4 separate regions of the Mus musculus genome follow, and all the other regions are linked to region 3. The links are chromatin loops, found by intact Hi-C in ENCODE. Cell type or tissue: left cerebral cortex. All regions are shown on one strand.

Region 1 (5,000 bases), 500 kb before region 3:
AAAAAAATTAAATTTGACAGACAGCAATTCTGAGGGTGGAGGTGAGGGGGAAGTCCCCAAAGAGGCTCTTCTTACTTCAAACCCTAGGATCTCTAGTGTTACTTCCTTCTGAAATATCCCCGTTCCTCCTTTAGCTAGAAGGATTGTAAAGACTACATGTAGAAGAGCAGGCTTACAGAAAACAGTTACTCCTTTTAATCACTCCGTGCCATCAGAAGGCCTGAGCAATGATTAACTTCCACATTCTCTGTGAATCACTCCATCACTAGGCAGTGCAAGGAGACTGAGATCCATTCTCTGCCAAGGGCACAGTAAACTTAATGGGGTTTTGCATTTTGCATTAGATATTCTAAATACACACATGGTCTTCGCTGCTCAACTCATTTCCAAAGAAAACTGGCACTCTCTTTAGGTTGTAATAGCTGACTACGCTCAGAAATTTTATAGATTTTGTACTCAAGCACACACACACACATACATACATACACACCTCCTCTAAATGCCATTTAAAAAATTATGATCATATTAATAGTCCAAGTATAATTAATTTTGAGAAATGTATCAAGACACTGTAATGTCAAATATAGCATGAAACTTCCAGTTACTTAAGCAAAATAGGCTACAGTAGTTTTAGTATAAAAAGAGGGAAATTGGGATGTCAACACTCTATTAAAACACACAGTGAAAGAGAGAGGGTTAACTATCTAAATTCACATTTCCCCAGCCCTATGTCTACCACTAAGGCCCTAGAAATGGAAGGAAAAAGAGAGAGAGAGAGAGAGAGAGAGAGAGAGAGAGAGAGAGAGAGAGAGAGAGAGAGAGAGAGAGAGAGAGAGAGAGAGAGAGAGAAAGAGAAAACAGTGGTACAGGCCAGAGCTCATTAGAATAATCACAAATGAATCAAATATGGGACATATTTCCCTCATTCCAATAACAGCCTAACTGCTTCCTCCGGAATAAATTATTCCTCGTTCAAAAACCTCATCCTAAATAATTTAAAATTTACTGCAGGTTGCTTTAATATTATGTCTACTCACAAGGCATTGTGCTGAGGCTGGCAGGAGTCAGTGGCGAACCGTTTAAACCTTGGGGTGGACTACCCTCTCTTCCCAGGAGAGTTTATTGCCCAACAATGCATAATCTATTAGTCGCTCCTCGCGGGGGATCCAGAAAGTGACATCTTGACTTGAACCAGCACGCAGATCGGAAAGCCACTTCAAAGGAAACCTTGTAGAGAAGAAGAGCAACTTTCTAATTCCTGTCAAACTAAGAGGCGGAACCAAGCCCAGAAGTAGCCTCAAGGCCTGGAGAGAGCAGAGCAGAGAGCCGACTCCACACTCCAGCCAAGGCTCAAGAAAGGCTTTGCTTCTGGAGGCGGCATTGTTCCTCCATCCGCTCAGCCTCCGCGTCTCCCCTCCGCGGACTCTCAGAATCACTGCCTTTCTCGGGTACCTCTCCGCCGACCTCCGGGATCTGGGTGCCTGGGTCCCAAGGCGCACCCAAGCAGGCTCACTGCAGAGGCTGGGGCGCCGCTCGGAAGACTAGGAGCCTCCGCACGAGTCCGCCCCGACCAGGGCAGCGCGCAGCGCACACTCAGTGTCTCACTCCTCTCGGCTTCCCTGGCTCCCACGGACTCGGTTGGCCTCTCACCACCCACTCGGGTTCGCCTTTCCTGCCTTGGCTTCCCACACCAGCTCCGCACCGCCGCCACAGCCGCGTCCCGACGCTCCGAACCCTAGCAGGCCGGGATGAAGGGATGCCAGGGTCAGGGATGCACCCGAAGGAGAAGAGAGGCTAAGGCGAGCCGGGGCAGGTGGGGAGTCGCGGGCTGCGGGAGAGGGCGTGTGCGAGCGAGCCCCCCGAGAAAGATGCATGTACTCGGCCACCCCGCTGGAAGAAGGACCGAGGGGGCAGGATGCAACGTGGAGAACGCCCACCGCGAGGGTGCGCAAAACCGGCGATTTGCAAAGTGCCAGGGCCAGACAGGCAGAGGGGGAGGAAGGAGGCTGGCTGAAGACCAGGAACAGAGAGAAGAGCCCACTTCTCCATCAAAAGGTCTGTTCGGTTAACGCATCCCCAGAGCAGGAGTTAATCGAGGACTGGATGCAGTGTAAAAGGTGGGTTTTAAAAAACTCGCTGGCCGCGTAGGTCTTCTTATGCTAGACTTAGCTCCCTCTCTCTCAACTCTGGGGATTTGCCCTCCCTGTGACACAACTGGAATTTACAGGAGCTGAAGCCCACTGTCCTCCTTGCTGTTTATCTGCATTTTGGAGATTCTATGAAACCTAGTATTGAAGAAACCACCCAGCTCATTAAAGTTCATTAATTTTTATTGTTTTTATTTTCATCAGAAGATAGTAGTGGAGACTTAACACCAAGATGTGTTTAAAACATTGATCTGATCGACATAGCATTTTGTTGTAGTTGTTGTTGTTGTTGTTTTTGTTACTGTTGTTGTATAAAGGACAAAATGTATTTTAAACCGCTAAAAGACAGAGGCAGGTACTGGGAAACTCAATCAAGTGGGGGAATACAAGACACATTTAAACTGTAATGGACTATCACATCTTTAACACAGTCACCCTCCCCAGCACCCGATCCCTCCTCCTGGGCCCCGGGGATTTTGGAAAAGGGTGGAGCAAGGTAGAGAACAGGGATGGGGTAGGGTTGGTGGAAAAGGTGAGGGCAGGTAGAAGCCAGCAGGAAGTTATCAGCAGTCCCTAGGACTGAGGTAAATGCCATGCCTAGTAGACTCAAGAGGCCCCCTTACCTTCTCTCTAAGCCCCCGTTGTACCTGCTCTGCAACCAGAAATACTTCTTGGTGCCTAGCGTTCAGCCTAAGGATGGCAGAACGTTAAACAGTTCTTCACTCTCCCTCCCCTTGTTCCAAACCAGGATCAAAAGAATGTGAATAATGGTCTCTGTGCTCATCAGCTCTGGAACATTTCGCTGTGTTGAGGAGAAGAAGATGAAAACCAAGCTTTGAGACGCACGTAAATGTATCATAAGCTACCCGACCGATATATAAACATATATAGGTTCTTTGCATGTAAATCCAAAAGAAGAGCACCCCAGAAGCCTCTGGAGGAGGGAGGGGGCTGGAGCAGCAAAACTTGGCAGAGCAAATGTATCCAAGGATTTCGTGCCAGAATTCCTGAGAAGCTTTGGAGGAAGAGGAAGAAAAAGAAAAATATGAAATTATCCCTAAACACACACTTGAAACTGGAGACGCCTAAAGGAGAGTAGAAACGGAGAAGATGAGGTTTTTCTGGGAACCACGGATCCGTCAGCCAAATGAGCAATCGCCACAGAAAATCCTAGGCGGAGCGGTAGCTCCAGATGGGTCCCCTGCTCGCGTCCCCGCCGCTGCCGCTGCTACCTGTAGACAGGCACACACACACACACACACACGCACACTCACGCGCGCACACACACATCAGCCTCTGCTGCGCGCGCTCTCTCCCTCTCTTGGCCATACGCTGGGAGCTGGAGTCTCAACACAACTAGATCTACCCTCCTGCCGGGCGGTCCTGCTCACCAGCTCCGGCTCACTACTCCTGACAGCCTTGTAGCACAGCATCACTTCCCCCAGGTCGGGGGGGGGGGGGGGAGCCTCCACAGCAGCCGCCTAGGTGCTGGTGGCGGCCCCCTCCCTTTACTAAGTTCCGCCTTCTCTGGTCCCTCCAACCCGCGGTAGCCCGAACACCCCGCAGCGCCCACGGCGCCAGCAACGTCCGAGGTTGCAGGAAGGGTGAAGGGCCCTGGGCGTCACTCGTGACGTCTTCTAAGCCTCTTGGAGCGGCAACTAAATGCGGGTTGGCAAGGTGGAGGTGGCGGTGGCGGTGGCGGTGGCGGGCCACCTGCAAGAAGCCTCCTGCAAGCTGAGTTTCTTGGTCCTTGGTGCCTTGGTGCTGTGTTTCAGGGGCCTGGGATTGGTGAGAGGGGAGACTGGACCTGGGGGAAACAGCATACCACTGAGTATCGCAGGATCTCACCCAGACCAGCAAACTCCCCTCAAATTCCCTTTAAGTAGGAGCAGGCTGGTCCCTGAACTGGTAGGAGCATTATAAATGTCTAGTACTATTAGTCTCTCCTCTCCAGCTGTGCCCACATTCTTAACTGCTGGAGAGTCAACGTTTAAAAATCCACCACAGTAATCATTATTGGCTTTTGTGACTTGTGAAGGGTGTGATGCCTAGCAGTGCACTCTTGCACCCAGTCACAACCTACTAGCCTCTGTGATCTCTTTGAAAGAGAAGAGAGAAGCTGAGACCCACTGAAATAATTGATGACCACCTGTAACAATCTTAACCAAAAGGAGAATGAGGAGTTGCTCTGAGAAACCAGAGACACACAAGCTACAGCTCTCTTTTCTATCTTGGGGTTCGTCTCATTCGTCTTAGTCTAAGTCTCTAAAATTCAGAGGAATGGGTTACCCCAAATAGCAACCCAATGAAGGCGATTGTCCTAACAGATTTAAGGTAATTGTTGCTATTTGTTAATTAATACTAACCAATAGGAACTGTGAGATTCTGTCACAGTCATGCTGGTTTTCAGAACAACCTTGATCATGACATATTTTCCCCACTTGGAAGGATCCTGAAGGCACTTTTCCATAGTTTTGCGACTTAGTACATCTTTTTTGTTTATTTGGTTTTGTTTTGGTTTTGGTTGTTTTCCTTTCAAGGAAGTAACCTATAGGTATGCCTAGGACAATAAGGCTTCACTCTGAATCAAGCCTGGGACACTTGGCTACTGCTCTTCCTTCTCTAGTCTTGCTAATTCAACTTGAAACCTTCAAAATTTCTATGCAGCTTTCCAGAAAGTTGAAAACAAGTAAGTGTTCTCATATCAGCAACACTATTTCATCGAATCTTTAACTTCCAGGAGATAGCACACTTAAAATATTATAATATGTAGGGCATATGGTACATACCTTTAATTTAATTGAATCAGTTCAGTCCTAGCATTCAAGAGGCAGAGGCAAGAGGACCTCTGAG
Region 2 (5,000 bases), 370 kb before region 3:
GATGTGCCCTCATGCTCACACTCATGATTGCAATTCTACACATTTTAAATCATGAAACTGATAACAGTTGGCTCCTTCTCTAGCTAAAAGAACTAATATAAACTGGCTGTCATTAATATTCCAGACTGGAATCATCTCCTTTACTCTTTTTTTTATTAGATTATTTTATTTATTTACATTCCAAATGTTGCCCCCTGTCCCATCTGTTCCCTGCTCCCAGAGTTCTTCACACCCTCCCTACGTTCCTTTGCCTCTGAGAGGGTACTCCACCCCTCCCATCCACCTACCCTCATCCCTCCCACCTTACCCCCACACACACCCCTTTCCTGGAGCATCAAGTCTCTACAGGATTAGGTGCATCATCTTCTACTGAGGTCAGGCAGTCCTCTGCTATATAGGTGCCTAGGGCCACGGAGCAGCCTACCAGCTCATATATGCTCTGTGGTTGGTGGATTAGTCTCTAGGAGCTCTGAGGGGTCTGGGTTAGTTGATAGTCTTGGTCTTCCTATGGGGTTGCCATCCCCTTCAGCCCCATCAATCCTTCCCCTAACTCTTCCTTAGAGGTCCAGACTTCTCGAACTAAGAGTTCCAATCAAACAGTTCATTGAGTTCATTAATGAAACAATAGGATTCTCTCATTGTTCTTGACTGCTTGCCAAAACAACAAAGACCCAAAGGCACTTAACCTGAAGCCCACTCCCTGAAAGCTAATTTTTATAATGTGGAAAGAAGCTATGCAAGGTGCCAAGGTAGGGAAAGTTGTCAATATCCAGTCCTACCCAACCTCAATGACTGAAAACCAAATCAAGGATGGAACCTGCAAGATGTCCTTAGTGTTTTAACAGTGGCACTTGCTTCTTGTGTAGTAAAGAACAACTGCCTAATTGGGCATAAAGTCTTAACAGTAGAACAGAATTCACACAAGGTCCTATAAACCTAGCCAAGAATCCACAGCTAGAAAGTAAATGGGCCATACAGGAGAAGCTATGACCACCACATTGCCAAAGTAATATAGTTTCTGACTGTTCTGTATTTATCCTTATAACCAAAAGATAAAGTGCAGCACCACATCTTACCAAATAAACCTTTTTTGAAGAAGATGGAGACTAGAGAGATCCACAACTGGTCAAAATGCAAACAAGTGGCAGTGGGATGCCCAGCCCCAAATGGGATATCTATAATATTGTACCTGTACCTGTGACTCAGGGAGCATCATGGAAGAGGAAGTACCAAGGTTTAAGAGTCTGAGGACCAGTACAGCCCCTTCTGGACAGCGAGGAATCCTGCATCCATGAACTCCCAAAATAAGTTCCTTACACAAAACCTGTGAAGCCCACAGGAGCATGGGAGGGAGGTCTTCATGAGGCCCTACTCTAGGTGAAGAGCTATAGATAATGAATGACTGTGATGAAGGGGAACCCAGGTTTGGTTGTATTGTGTTTCTTTTGCTTTGCTTTGTTGTTGTTGTTTGGTTTTTTGTTTGTTTATCTTTTGTTTTGATTTTAGAGATGAGATCCTAATCCTAAATTGTCATCCATAAATATATGCAAATAAGAATATTATTAGACTTATTAGATATGAGTACTCGCAAACACGCACTCACAACGGTTAGTCTTAGTTATCAATTTGACTAACCTGAGAAGACAAAAGGAATTGCCCCTATCAGATCAGCCTGTGAGCCAGTCAGTAGGGCATATTCTTGGTTGCTAATTGATGTAGGAGGTTTCAGCCTGCTGTGGGTGGTACCATTCCTAGGCAAGAAGACCTGGACTATAAAATAAAGGTATATGAGCCAGGGAGTAACAATAAAGCAGCTTCCCTCTACGATTTCTGCTTCAGGTTTTTATCTTCTTGTGATGGACTGAAACCTACAATCTGAAATACACCCTTCCCTTCCCAGATTTCATTTTGTTATCTAAATGCTTGCACAGCAATGGAATCCAAACTCATGCATGCGTGTGTTTGTGGGCGTGTACTTGCATGCATGTGTGTGTTTGTGGGCGTGTACTTGCATGCATGTGTGTGTAAAGGAGGTTAGGGATTCAAGGCGGCTGGTTAGGGAGTCACAAGAGGAATTAAAGAGGGTAGGAGGGAACGGAAGTCACGCCAGCCCAAAAGACTCACATATAAAATTTTCAAGTTAATAAAAACAAAAGAAATCAACATAAAAGATTGCAAGAAAGCATTTATGTCGAATATCTGTAGCAACCTATTAATGAAATATAAAACATTAAGACTACTTTCTCCAATGATATAAAACATTGGCAAATTAGATGCCAGAAAATGCTAACATAAATTGACTAAGACTGTTAAAACTATGGCTGAAAGAAGTAGAATTTAAGAGAGAGTGTTCAAAGACAACAATATACAACATGCAATTCTTTATTTCATTCTGTTTCTTATTTAAAGGCCCCCAAAAAGAATATCCCTAAAGAGATCCTTTTCATTAATTTCTTCTATATTGTAAGTATTAAGCGAGGCTTAAGGATTTACCACACGTAGTCTGTAATTTGTCTTCTGCAGGCAGCGTGTAAGATTGCCAAGGAAAGGCTCAGCCCCATGCACAGCAATGCTTGGGAATGTAACTAAAATGGAAGGGTCATTCATCCACCGTGTCTTTGCTGGATCCTGAATAACTGAACTGAATCCCCCACATGCTTTCCCACATAGCATCTAATGTCTCACACCTACAATTCATCTTTTATATTTAAATTCACAATTCTCCTGTTTCTATTTTAAATTCTGTTCCATTTATTTTGCTGAAGGATTCTAGTCTCCTTGAGTAATTTAAAATCTTAATCTGAAATACTGAATTTAGTCTTCCCAGTGTGCTGAAAATTTAGAGAGCAAGCCTTCTGTTCCTTCATCTAAGTGCTGCTAACAACAGAGTCTGCACCAAGCCAAGGTGGAATTCGATAATGCTCCATGAACACCTTAACAAGGGCAAAGCCTTGCCCTATGGAGGAGATGACAGCGTAGTGAATTATTCAAGTCATTCTTAGAGCAAATGTGGCTATGCAGCACAATGTCCTAATTATAATAAAGATAAAAACCTACAAAAAAATATTATTTCAGACCAAAGTAAAGGTAGGAGATTTGAATAAAGGGACTTCGTAAAATTCGTCCAGGGCAGATATGAGTCTTTTTATATTAATCATATCTGATTTTTGAATATTCTCCACATGACTTAAATCATAATTAGCACTAAGTAGTAAGAGAGGATCACCAACTAGGAGGTCATGGAACGAAGCCAGAGCGCTGACATTGGAGTTGACTGATGTTACTTGTTTCAACAAACTGTTCTAACTTTATTATGTGTAGACAATGAAAAGGTCGGCAGAACCTACCCAAAGAGACAAAGTAAAGCCAATATCCAACAGAAGCATTTTAAACGCTCAGCACCTTGAGAGATGGTGCTTTTGGAAAACAACAACGCTGTGGATCATTTGTATGTTCTGTTCCCTCAAGAGTATCCACATTTAGGTGTAGTCAGGTGAAATCTTAATTAGTCAGATAAGGCTAGAGCCTGTGGTTGGGCAGCGGAAAATAAGGAGGAGCTGAAAGTTTTAGAGAGGGGACAGAGAGATAAGAGAGATGGAGATGAAGACCAGGGAGAACAAGAAGGTACCTGAAGGACAGGATGATGAGTCAGAACCACGTGCGTGGTCCTAGGATCCATAAGTAACTGGGGATTTCACAGATAGACGATTGGGTAATATAGGGCACATCTGTCCAATCTAGGTGTGCAGCTTTTATCGAGTTTTGAGGTTTTGTGTGGGCATTTGGGGGATTAAAGATCTGTTATAAATCTGGCTGGTAAATTATAAGACTGTAGAGTTTTCATTTTGTGGGGCTAACAGGATTAGAGTCAATGGCCAGTTTCGGCAGGCCAGCCACAGGGGGCGGCATGGCTTGGGAAGTGTGAGCAGTTTGGCAGCAGCTAACCCTGCTAAACCACTGGAACCAGGGCGGACCGCTGCTTGGGGATCCCTATGGGGTGGGGAGACCACCGTGGACGATGCCTCGCTAGCCATAGCGTAGATTGTTTGGGTTTTTTTTTTTTTTTTTAATAACTACAAGCTACACAACACTACAACCACAAGCAGGGAGAAAACAGAATCTCAACCTGTCTGTATAAGTGCCTAACTCCTGCAACGTGGGCCAAGTCATAACTTCAATATATAAGGAAAAATGAAATTCACCCAGTTAGCCCCGATATCACAGAGTCACTGCTTCAGCTCAATTCATCAAGAAACAGAAAGAGAGGATGAACTCAAGGGTCCACATTTTATTAATATTTGAAATAGTGAGCATTACTGAAAGTGTAAGAATAAATGGTCCAGCATGGAAACTGCGTGCGTGAGTGCGTGCACGCATGCTCAGTGTCACACTCAGGATCTACACTTATCTGCCTCAGCACAGATGCCCGTATCACTTATGTTCCAGTTATGGAAGTCCATGAAAAATTAAGAGAAAAACATCACTCTAAATTAGCATGGCAAATTCAACCATAAAAACGTTCTAGTAGACTCTTGTAGCTGTGGGAGGAACGAATGTTAAGCTATGCAGAAGCAATGGCACTTCTAAAGCATGGTGCTGTGCAGGCGGAGGGGAAGATATTAGACGGAAATTAGAGTCGGAAAAGACCTAGATTAGACCCCCGCACCCTTCAGTATCTATTCCCTGCAGCTTGGACAGTCATTTAACCCCTCAGTCAGTTTCCTCACACTTGAAATGAGAACAGCTTCATAAAGCTCAAAGCTCCTGTGAAGGGCTGAGACTGAGGCAACACAAGGACCAAAAGCAACAGAGGAGCTTCCTCCTGCATCCCTGCCTGCATCTCTACCTGCATCCCTACCTGCAACCCCTCCTGCATCCCTGCCTGCATCTCTACCTGCATCCCTGCCTGCATCTCTACCTGCATCTCTACCTGCATCCCTGCCTGCATCTCTACCTGCATCCCTGCCTGTATCCCCTCCTGTATTCCTACCTGCATCCCC
Region 3 (5,000 bases):
ACGAATGAATAGATGTATGTATTAAATTAATGCATAAATAGTCTTAGAGACCGTCTCCAGCTATTCAAGTAGACAAAGAAATCTAAAGACAAAGAAATTTCCTCTTTTAAATAATGCAAAACAGATTTATTTTCATCTATGACAATGAATACTGGGAATGTGGAAAGGAGAGTGTCTTCAGGCAAGTGGAAGCTCAAAGATTCTTTTATCACTGGCCTCAGGGCAATGCCAGCAAGGAGCCCCCGGCTGTGTTACCTCGGAGGCTCAGTGTCTTCTCCAGATGTAGTGACAGGTTTTCTCAGTCAAGTTCTCTGCCTGCTTGCTTCCAATGTCTTCTGATGAGCAAGTTGGGAGCCCAGAAAAACCTTCATTCCTTCTGTGTTTAAAGAGGAACTGTGCCACAGCCCCAGGAGCTGAGAAATCGGGGTTTTCTGAGCTCTCAGTTTATGTACTTGCCCTCAGTAGAGCAAATGCAGGGGTTTCTGGAGGACTTCCCGTGTCACCCATATTAAGCTACTTAAAAAGTGGAAGGCAGATCCTACCTTCACACTTCCTGAGATGCCTTGGAGATGGCTTTGCTGGCTCCTTCTTGTCTCGGCCTGGTCTTCAAAAACCACAGTGACAGAGGCATTCCAAATGCTGTCACTGAAACCTTAGACGGTGAAGACATGCCCTACCAGGAACATCTGGTGGAGTGCTACTTGGCTGTTAGCCTCTCTTCTTTCAGTGGAAAGGGAACTGGAAATGCTTACCTTCTTCAATGCCCATCAAGTGCCAATGTGAACACGCCCAGAACATGGAAGGCCAGAGCCTCCTGGGAGCTGGTTTTGGAAGAAGGAGAAGGCCACTGCTCAGCCTGAAGAAATGCACACGGGAACTGCAGAGCTCCTCTTTAGTAATGCCAAAAATCCCACCTCTGAGGAAGTGGGAACAGAGGACCCAAAGTTCCAGCAGTCCTTGCCTGCATAGCAACTGCAAGGCCAGCCTTGGCACGTGAGATCCTGTCACACACACACCCCGCCAAAAGAAAGAGAGGCATCAAGCACCTACATAGTCATGATTTTTTTTTTATTTAAAAATAACCAAGGATGGATTGCCTCGCACTTAGCAGCCTGTGTGAGGCACTATCTGGCAGGCTTCCATGGCTTAGATCCTAGAGCAGCTCTGTCCAGTAAAACCTCTGGTCACAAGAGATGGTTTGTGCCCCTCAATATGGAAACTACAGCTACCGGTGACTGCCGGCTACCAAAGCTGTGCCTGTGAACCTGAGGAACTGAATTAAATTTTTAAATTTTCTTCCATCTAAATATAATTAACCTCTTGGGGATAGTAACAGCCCTTTTGGCTAGCACAGGTCTAGAGAAAGGAGACAACATCAAGAAAACCATAAGTTGCTATTAGGAATCCCAGCAACAAAGGGCCAACCAAGACTCTGGTGGCAGAGCGCTCGGTGGGAGTGTGAGTGGAGCTGCAAGGAAATGTGCTGAGGAGAAAAACAGAGTCAGCTGAGAACTGTAGGTCACCCCCCAGGAGTTCAGGCCTCACTGCATGTCTGCATGTCGTTTGCATTTTACATTGTTAGCAGAATGCTACTGTAGCCAACTGCTATATGGAAAAATATGAATCTGCATAAAGATGCTTGGGGGGTGTGTGTGTATGTGTGTGTGTGTGTGTCTTTATCTGTGTGTGTCTATGTGCATGTGTGTGTCTATGTGCATGTCTGTGTGTGTGACTGTGTATGTCTGTGTGTTGGAGTGAACCTGGTGGTTTGCCCTTTCTGCTCAGAATAACAGCTCCTTCTTATTATTATGTATTTATACTCAAAAGGAATATACATTTGGGCATCAATATTAATTCATCTAAAATTAATAACATATATGCATATGAATATGTAACATGTGTCATCCTGAGGAATTTTTTTTAAGCACAGGGAGGAAGAAACAAGTTCTTAAGTATGTTAAAATGGATAGAGTCTATAGTTAGCCAACATACACGCACCCTTCTGAGTTTCTGTGCCCAAGAAATCAATGGAGAAGCTGCATGAGAAGCCTACACAGCTCCTCAGACTCTGGCGGAGCCCATTTCCAGTTGCAACAGGAAGAAGAGGGGGATTTAAAAGAATTAAAAAGGCGACCATGAAACCAGCTAATGGTGAGAAAAAGGGCCGCAGAGAAAGAGCAAACCAGATGGGTTAATTAATTAACCCGGCCATGTTAACGAATGTTAACAAATGGTTGCGGAGATATTTAGAATTGCTCTTCTAAAGAAGAAGGCCAGTCGGGTTGCGTTAGGCCTGGAGAGAGTTCTAAAGCCAGCAGATTCAAACTGCATAAGAAGCTATTTATGGCTGGGAGACTGTGGACTCGCGAGGAATTCAGAGCAGTGTCCTTCCGTGTAGGTCTTTACAACAGAATGGATTCTCATCAGTCTCATTTGAAGGGTTTAAGTGTGATCCTGCCTAAAGGCAAGGTGATGAAGGAAATGACTTTTCAAGGTCCCAGCCAGTGAGCCCGGGGAGGCCACACTGAGGGCTGCAGGCTGTAGTTCTCCTTTGTTTATGCATACCTTATTGTTCCACACCACCGTGTGGCCACACTCGGTACAAAGGCTGGAAATCTTGAAACTAAGCGTAGGCCCTCAGATATGGAGATTGTATACTTGCATGCTCTTAGAATTGCTTGGTCAGTTTGAAGATTTCTCTCCGAAAACTCAGCTGGCCTGGATGTGCTTGTACCTAGGAACCTTCCTTGACCGTAATTTAGGAAATGTAAGCTACTTCTTCTATTATCAATAACAATGTCTGATTCTTTGATTGTGCGTATGCCATCCCGTACGAGCAGCATTTGAGTCACAGTAAGCTGAGTCAATGGCATAAATACTTTTTACTTATGACTGTATCTGTACATGCGTCAACAGATGCATAGAGTAAATGCATGTGGCTTCAGCGACAGCTCCATAAAATGAATTCAAACAGAATATCAAAGCAATAGTAGATTTGCTTGCAGGGAAGCAATAACGGTTGACACATGACTGGAGGCATCACAGTAAACATAATCTTAGATACGCCACATCGGGCCACTGTGCCTCCTCGCACCTTCCTCTCTCATTTATGTGATAAACACGTCAGCATCCATTAGCATGTATTAAGCTCTCCTGTGAGCTAAAGTGCATTGGGATTCATATTGGACAAATTAGGTTGTCTCTCCATTGTCACAACTCCTCCACTGCAAAATCACTGTTAAATGTGGACAGAAATCACCCTAAGGCCAGACCGCTCCAGCTCTCGTCCTAGGAGGCTAAGGCTGGTAACCTTGGACTCTCTGGAGCACACAAATAAATAACAAATAACATAGCATGCTATTGCTAATTCAATGAATACTCGTGTGATTACATGCAAGCTACATTGTTGACACAGGCACTGGAGACATAGCAATGACTAACGCGGATAATCCTGTCTGGGTTGAGGGGATGAATTCCAGCGCCGGCCAGATAATAAAGCCGTGAGGCTTTTCAGGCCGCGGGCTCTGATGCTCTGTGGTGGGCTCCAGTGCCATTGTTGGCAGCAAGAGGATGTGTGGGCCGTGCACACAGGAGCGAGCATTACTGAAATTTCATTTGCACACAGTGGTACACCAGCTATAAAGCACATATGACAGTGTTGCTCCCTGTGACAGTGGGAGACAGTGGAAGCACAAAACTACTAGAGCAGGGCCAGTAAGGCGAGTTGGTGGGTAAGGCGCTCACACCAACCCTGACCACTTAAACTCTGTCTCCAGGAAGCCACATGCGGGAAGGAGAAACTCACTCGGTCTCCTGCAAGATCCTTACTGGAGGAAGTAAGATGTGTCAGTGCCCCGTAGCAAGGGTAAATGACATCTTGAGGAGGTGAGCATCAGTGGGATGCTTAAGGAGAGAGATTCCTGGAGAGGGTGCCAGGTAGAAATTCCATAGGCAGTAGCAGAGTAGCCTGCCTGGTCTTTCTGTGGAACAGCAGCTTGCAGAGTGCCTGCAGCATAGTGAATTAGCCAGAACAAATGTGGTCAAACGGGGCTGGAGAGATGGCTCAGTGCTTAAAAGCACTTGTTGCTTTTGCCAATAGGCTTCAAATTTAGTTCCCAGCACCCATAGAGGCAGTACAACCACCTTGAACTCCAGCAGAGCCAATGCCTTCTTGTCTGAAAGGACACACATATACATACACACAGTCACATACATGCTCACACACATGTCCATATACACATAAATCTTTTTTAAAATATTAGGGCAGAGGAATGGTTAGATGACACAGGATTCAGATGTCATTAAAAAACTGGTTTTTACTTCAGGAGATTCAAAGCCTGCTCTAACCCCATGCTTGTAATGTTGTCACTTGATCCTGGGTTGAAGATAGACTAGCAGAAACAAGTTGTCTAGCTTGGGAGGCCGTGGTGTAAGTCAGATAAGAGTGTGTGGACCAGGTAACAATGCTAGAGGTGTGAAGGGTGCTGTATTCTGAAGCAGGCTACTAGGTGGAGAATGAGAGAGAAGCACTATTGAGTCCAGGATTTGGGGGTAACTACAGTCTAACCCAGCAATGACTCTAGCAGGCACATCTCAACAGGAATAAAGTTAGCATGTCAAAAAGATGCCCACACTTCTACATCGATCACAGCACAAAAGCCAAGGTTTGAAACCCACCCATGCCTCCATCAGTGGATGGATGGTAGAAGGAAAATGTGGTATGGAGACATGTATACTATTTAACCAGAGAACAATGAATTCCTGCTTGTCTGCAACTGTGCGGGTGAACCCAGAAGTCCTTGTGCTGAGTGTGGTACACCAGACTCTGAAGGAAGTATCATATCCCACAGCCTTACCAGTGGAAGCAAAAGAAGCTAATTTTCTAGAAATATAGAGTAGCTGAATGATTAGCAGAGGCTGGGGGGAGGGGGAAAGAGTGGGTGGAAGGAGTTGGTCGCCAGGGACAGGTGATAGGAAAATGAGATTGTTCGTGCAAGTAC
Region 4 (5,000 bases), 170 kb before region 3:
AATTTAGATGGAAGATGATGGGGCTTTCAGAACATCAATAGTGGATAGGGTAGAGGCAATAAGACCAATGACCAATGCTAGGATGGGTACTGAAGGAAAGGAAAGGATAAATGAAAGATCAAAGATAACTTGTTAAGTTTTCTGCTGGACAGTTGAGTGGATTTGCGTGGCATATTCTTGGAAGGAAGAATAAAAATTAAGATTTTAGACTGGGCATTGTTAATTTTGAGATACATATTAAACAAACTGAATGAAGACTTCATATTAGTAGTTGAGTGGACAATTGGGCAATTCAAGGAGCATTATGACACTAGGAAACAGGAGTGTGTGGTAGCATCTGCACTGGACAAGGTCACCTAAGGCCCTAACACTCACTGGGGAAAGGAGTACCCCTGCTGGAGAGCAAGAGCCAGCAGCCCAAGAGGCTGTGAATGAATCACTGGTAAGTGCGGCAGAGGAGAACTGAATGATCATGCCACCTGTGTAGATGAAAAGACTGTTCCACCAAAGACAAGACTTGTCCATTGTGAAGACGGCTATTAGAGCTGCAGTCACAGCAAGCCTACTGGTCCCTGGGTTTGAAACATGAAAGTGATTGCTGATCTGTAACAGAAGTCCTAGCAGAGGGCCCCAAAGCGGGGAAATGGTGAAGAGAATATGAGTTGGAAGAGACATCACATATGTAGAACTACTTCTGTGCTTGACACATGATGGCAGTAGGCAGCCCTCTGGAGTCTAGAAGGTTTTAGTCAATCTTCCCATAAGGTCTGCTTAACTGGCATTGACATCAGCAGAACTAGTCTGATGCCAAAAGAATGACATCCTGAGCAAAAGCAACTTGGGGAACAAAGGGTTGATTTGGCTTACTTATCTCAAATCACAGTCCATTGAGGGAAGCCAAAGCAGGAACTCAATAGGGAGGGAACCAGAAGGCAGGAGTTAAAGCAGAGGCCATGGAGGAAGGCTGCTTACTGGCTTGATCTTTGAGGCTTGCTCAGTCTGCTTTCTTAATAGAACCCAGGGCCACCAGCTCAGGTGTGTCATCACTTACAATGAGCAGGGCCCTCCCACATCAAACCACTAATTAAGAAAATGCCCTATGGGCTTTCCTGCCTGCAGCCTAATCTTAGGGAGGCATCTTCTCTGTGGAGATTTCCTTATCACAGACGACTTTATCTTGTATCAAGTTGACATGAAACTAGCCAGCCTCCTGCTGATGGTGAGAACATAGTCCTTGACAGGAGGAAGAGACAGAATCCTCTGAGGTAGTCTCAGGCCCCCGCCAGGAGCTGTTTGTAGAATTGCTAAGCCTCTTCTGTCATAAGTGTTGTTCTGTAAAACATCCCCGTCTGATGCTTCCATGACGCTTACAGTTCTAAAAGTAATGTTAAAGCAAGTTGCATAGTTCCTCTTAGGACATGCCATCAATGAATAGTAAACCTAGAGCTCAAACTCTTCTGCAACTCCAGTTTGAACACTCTCTCCATTACATAACACCACAGTGAGTAGCCCTCTCAGATAAATGTGCACAATGGACCGGTTCAGAGAAGCACAGTTGCTTTGATGAATTATTCCCAAAGTCTCTGCAATCTATTCATGTGGAATTTTTATGTCCACATTATTTTTTCTTTATTTAATGACTTCTGGAATACAATGGGTCCATAATATTTACAACTAAAAATCTTTTAAAACCCTTAAAAATCTATTAATTCTTTCTTAACAAAATTGGTTCCTATACTTGAGTTAAACATAAAATTGTGCTTATCTCACCAGTGTAAAGGGAGTCACACCCAATAAGACAGCAATAATGTTAGGGACCTGGTTATGAAATTTATAGAAGAAAACATTTTTAATGTGAGGAAAGTAAATATCTGAGCACAGCACCTAGGGTCAAGTATAGAGAGAAGTATTTTCATATGATCCTAAAGTTATGGAATCTGGTATCGACGGCCCTAAGTTTAAGTCTCAGATATGGCCAGTTCCCTTGATTACCTTATACTTCTTCAACATCATGGTTTCTCTTTCTTAGCCCAGTTGTGTTAATAACATTTATACAAAGATGTCATGAGAGGGAAAGGTTTTATGTAGTGATATATATAACCTTAGCAACTGGGAGCAGTGCTGCTATTAGTATTTTACGTATCTTCATCTGTGGGATGCTTTACTTATTTCTTAAATATGTACTATGAGCCAAATCCACCACTGCCATCGAGTAGTAGTGCACCATGCCTTACAATATTACTTGGATAAAAAAGAATTCCGGCAATGGGGACATTGCCTTTCTCTTCTCCAGAACTCATTTCCAAACACCTGTGTTCTTAGAGAAGCAAGCCTGATATTCCTGCCTTAGCAATCAGCCACACCCTCTCTCTGAAAACAAGTGTGCACCGAGGGCCTGCTGTGTTCTAGGCTCTGCGGGAACCTAGGGATCCACATACGAAATAGATTGGGATTCATTTCAACCCCTTGCAGTTCAGTGAGGTCAGAGGGTATCTCCTCTGAAGGGAGGTGTTTATCTGTACTTCTCCACTTCCCATCCTCCACTGCTGCCTTCTCCTAGCTGCAAATACCCGCATGCTGAGATCTGGTCAACTTTCGTCTCTCCTGGTCCACCTAGCCCAGCATCCTGGTCACGGTTAAGGACTTTAGTATCTGACTATTAGACAGAAGGACTATTTTGTAGAATGTTTTTAAAAATAACAACGTGTTCTGGTAGACTAACAAGCAAGGTGTTTTTCCTCATAATGTCTCTCTGGTTACATTTAACAGCAAGTTAAAATTAGATCTTTTTTTTTTTTAAGAAAGAAAACCATAGCAACTGTGATGTTGAGTGTTTCAGAGAGCACATTTTTAAGGATTCTCTTCTTTTGAATTGCCCAGGTTTGAGCTGCCTGTTTCAGAAAAAAAAAATCTAATCATTTGTTTTACTAATAACCATGTAAACTACCAATTGCATCTAAGAGGTAATAGAAACCCAGATGTACAACAGAATACTTGTCAGTATGCTTAAAGTAAAAATAAAATAAAATAACTGTTGAAAATGGAAAACGGTTAGCCGATAGAAATGATTGGGTACTGATCCCTCTTCATTTCCTGCAGCTGTGTTTATTATAAGCCCCCAGAGATGACTCAAAGGTTTCTGATCATCATTTGCTAGAGATCTTCTTTATCTGTGCCACCATGTGGATATGAGAAAATCGGTTCTACTACTGTGCTGCCTTGTAAATTAAAGAAGAAGCATTTTACAGAATGCCACCTACAAATCCGTTTGACATGATGGTCGACAAAGAGTTTTCTCTTAAAAGATTTTGTATTGAAGTAAAGATTAAAATGTAGCCTTGGGAACACTGACTAACTCCATGTTAATCAACCTGACTACTAAAAAAAAAGTTGAAGAGGTTGATAGTTTAAATCTAGTTCTTACATGACTCATTTGAACAACTGAGAAGAAAATGTACTTCACCCGGGATGAGATTAAAACAAAGCAAAACAAAAATCCATCAGAACTTCACAGAATCAACTCTTTTCTGAAGAGTTTTTGCTTTACTGTCAAAAAAGAAAAGAAACCCTCTTCTAGCTGATCCTGATACCAGATACTCAGGAGGCTGAGGCAGGAGTGTGGCACATTCAAACCCTATTTGACCTACAAAGTGAATTTAAGATGAGCCTTGGAAACTTAGTAAATCTGTCTTGACAAGAAAGAAAAAGGAAGGCAGGGAGGAAGCGAGGGAGGGAGAAATCGTGAAATTGGTAGATAAATAGATGGAACAAGGTAATGTAGAGCCAAAAAGAGAAATGCTGCATGTTATCTGAGGCTCTTAGCTTTAAATCCTCAGGTGTGAGTATATGCCCTGAATGAACTGCAGGAGCCAGGAAAGAGAAATGGGACCAGTGCCAAGACAGGGACATTGCAGAGTAGTAGAGAGGGGGATAGAAGGGTACAGGTGATCTGATCAGCTCTAATATCGGGAGTTTGCTGTGAGATTGTGTCTCCTAACAATGTCAAAAGCTACACCCATAAAGTCTCACCAACATTTGCTGAACAAGCACAACAATAAGATGCCAAAGTGAACAAGGGGAAGGCCACAAGCCTCCATCCCAACACAGAGAGCTACAGGCAACTAAGGAATGCTGAAAGTAAAGAAATAGTCTTCCCCAGGGAAGAGCACACCAATTGGTTATCCAATACCAAATGATCAGCCCTAAAATCATGCATGCAAGTATTTAGACTGCACAGGTTGTATTTATGTATTTTGGAATATATATGTATATACATATATGTATGTAACAACAAGTAATGAAGGAAGAGGTGATGAATTTGAAAGGGATCAAGGAGGGCTATATGGAAGGCTATGGAGGAAGGAAAAAGAAAGAAAAAACCATATAATATATTTTCAAAAATCAAGAAAGAACTAAGAAACCAAGTGCAAGGGTATGCTGACAGTGTCACTCTCTGGTAGAACTGATTGCATTGAGTCCACTTGATTTGTTCCCCAGCTCTTAACAAAAATTTCATGGGAGAGACTTTCTCCTGCACTCAGTATTCCATTGTTGCAGTAGTTCTTTGTCTAGTTCGAGGCCTCCTGAGCTTCCACACTCCCTCATCCACATCAGGGTGTCTATTGTTGTGCTAGCCCAGCTCATGCATGGGCAGTGTTGGTGGAATACTATGGGTGTAGCCTCTGACATTGCTAAGAGACACAGCCTCACAGCAAACCCTCTGGTCCTCCAGCTCTTAAAACTCTTTCCACCTACTCTTTTGCAGTGCTCAAAGTAACCATGAATTTGAAAGAGAGCAAGGAAGGATGTATAAAAGGGAGGAAGGAGAGGCAGAGGGAAATATAGCAATTATATTATAATCTCAAAATATAAAAGAATCTGTTTTTAGATTCCAGCTTTATTTTCTCTAACTGCATGTAACTTAGTCTTTGTTTTACAGCATATGTTTTGACCTACATTTTTTGAACAGCTTTATGCAGAACCCTGAGCTCATGTCTGGA

The links. Peaks named below come from ENCODE experiments on the same cell type or tissue, not always from the same donor. Only the 100,000 strongest peaks of a DNase experiment are listed, where the experiment ranks them.
Region 1: it touches region 3 in a loop (4-fold over the local background); 6 of 42 quality-filtered maps call a loop at or near these places.
Region 2: it touches region 3 in a loop (2.5-fold over the local background); 4 of 42 quality-filtered maps call a loop at or near these places.
Region 4: a loop joins it to region 3, with 3 times the contacts of the local background. A loop is called at or near these places in 2 of 42 quality-filtered maps.

Annotation. Positions count from the first base shown.
Region 1 is chr3:26,329,967-26,334,966 of GRCm38, forward strand. A830092H15Rik (a long non-coding RNA gene) reads left to right here and starts at 1,987. Exons shown (of 2, transcript XR_389623.4): 1 at 1,987-2,117; 2 at 2,896-5,000. It also overlaps a transcript of Nlgn1 not described here. In left cerebral cortex, CTCF peaks have their summits at 1,921 and 2,817; DNase peaks (open chromatin) are centred at 192, 1,497, 1,969, 3,180 and 2 more places; H3K4me3 peaks cover 3,987 bases; H3K27ac peaks cover 3,216 bases.
Region 2 is chr3:26,466,514-26,471,513 of GRCm38, forward strand. No RefSeq gene overlaps it. Among named protein-coding and RNA genes, the nearest start is that of A830092H15Rik, 140 kb to the left of the region's middle. In left cerebral cortex, no CTCF peak of the experiment used is centred here; DNase peaks (open chromatin) are centred at 2,709 and 4,503.
Region 3 is chr3:26,832,030-26,837,029 of GRCm38, forward strand. The region is part of intron 4 of Spata16 (spermatogenesis associated 16); the gene reads left to right. Among named protein-coding and RNA genes, the nearest start is that of Gm32458, 45 kb to the right of the region's middle. In left cerebral cortex, a CTCF peak has its summit at 2,598; DNase peaks (open chromatin) are centred at 1,095, 2,112, 2,571 and 3,605.
Region 4 is chr3:26,659,030-26,664,029 of GRCm38, forward strand. The region is part of intron 1 of Spata16 (spermatogenesis associated 16); the gene reads left to right. Among named protein-coding and RNA genes, the nearest start is that of Spata16, 24 kb to the left of the region's middle. In left cerebral cortex, no CTCF peak of the experiment used is centred here; DNase peaks (open chromatin) are centred at 2,499, 3,408 and 4,729; H3K27ac peaks cover 2,215 bases.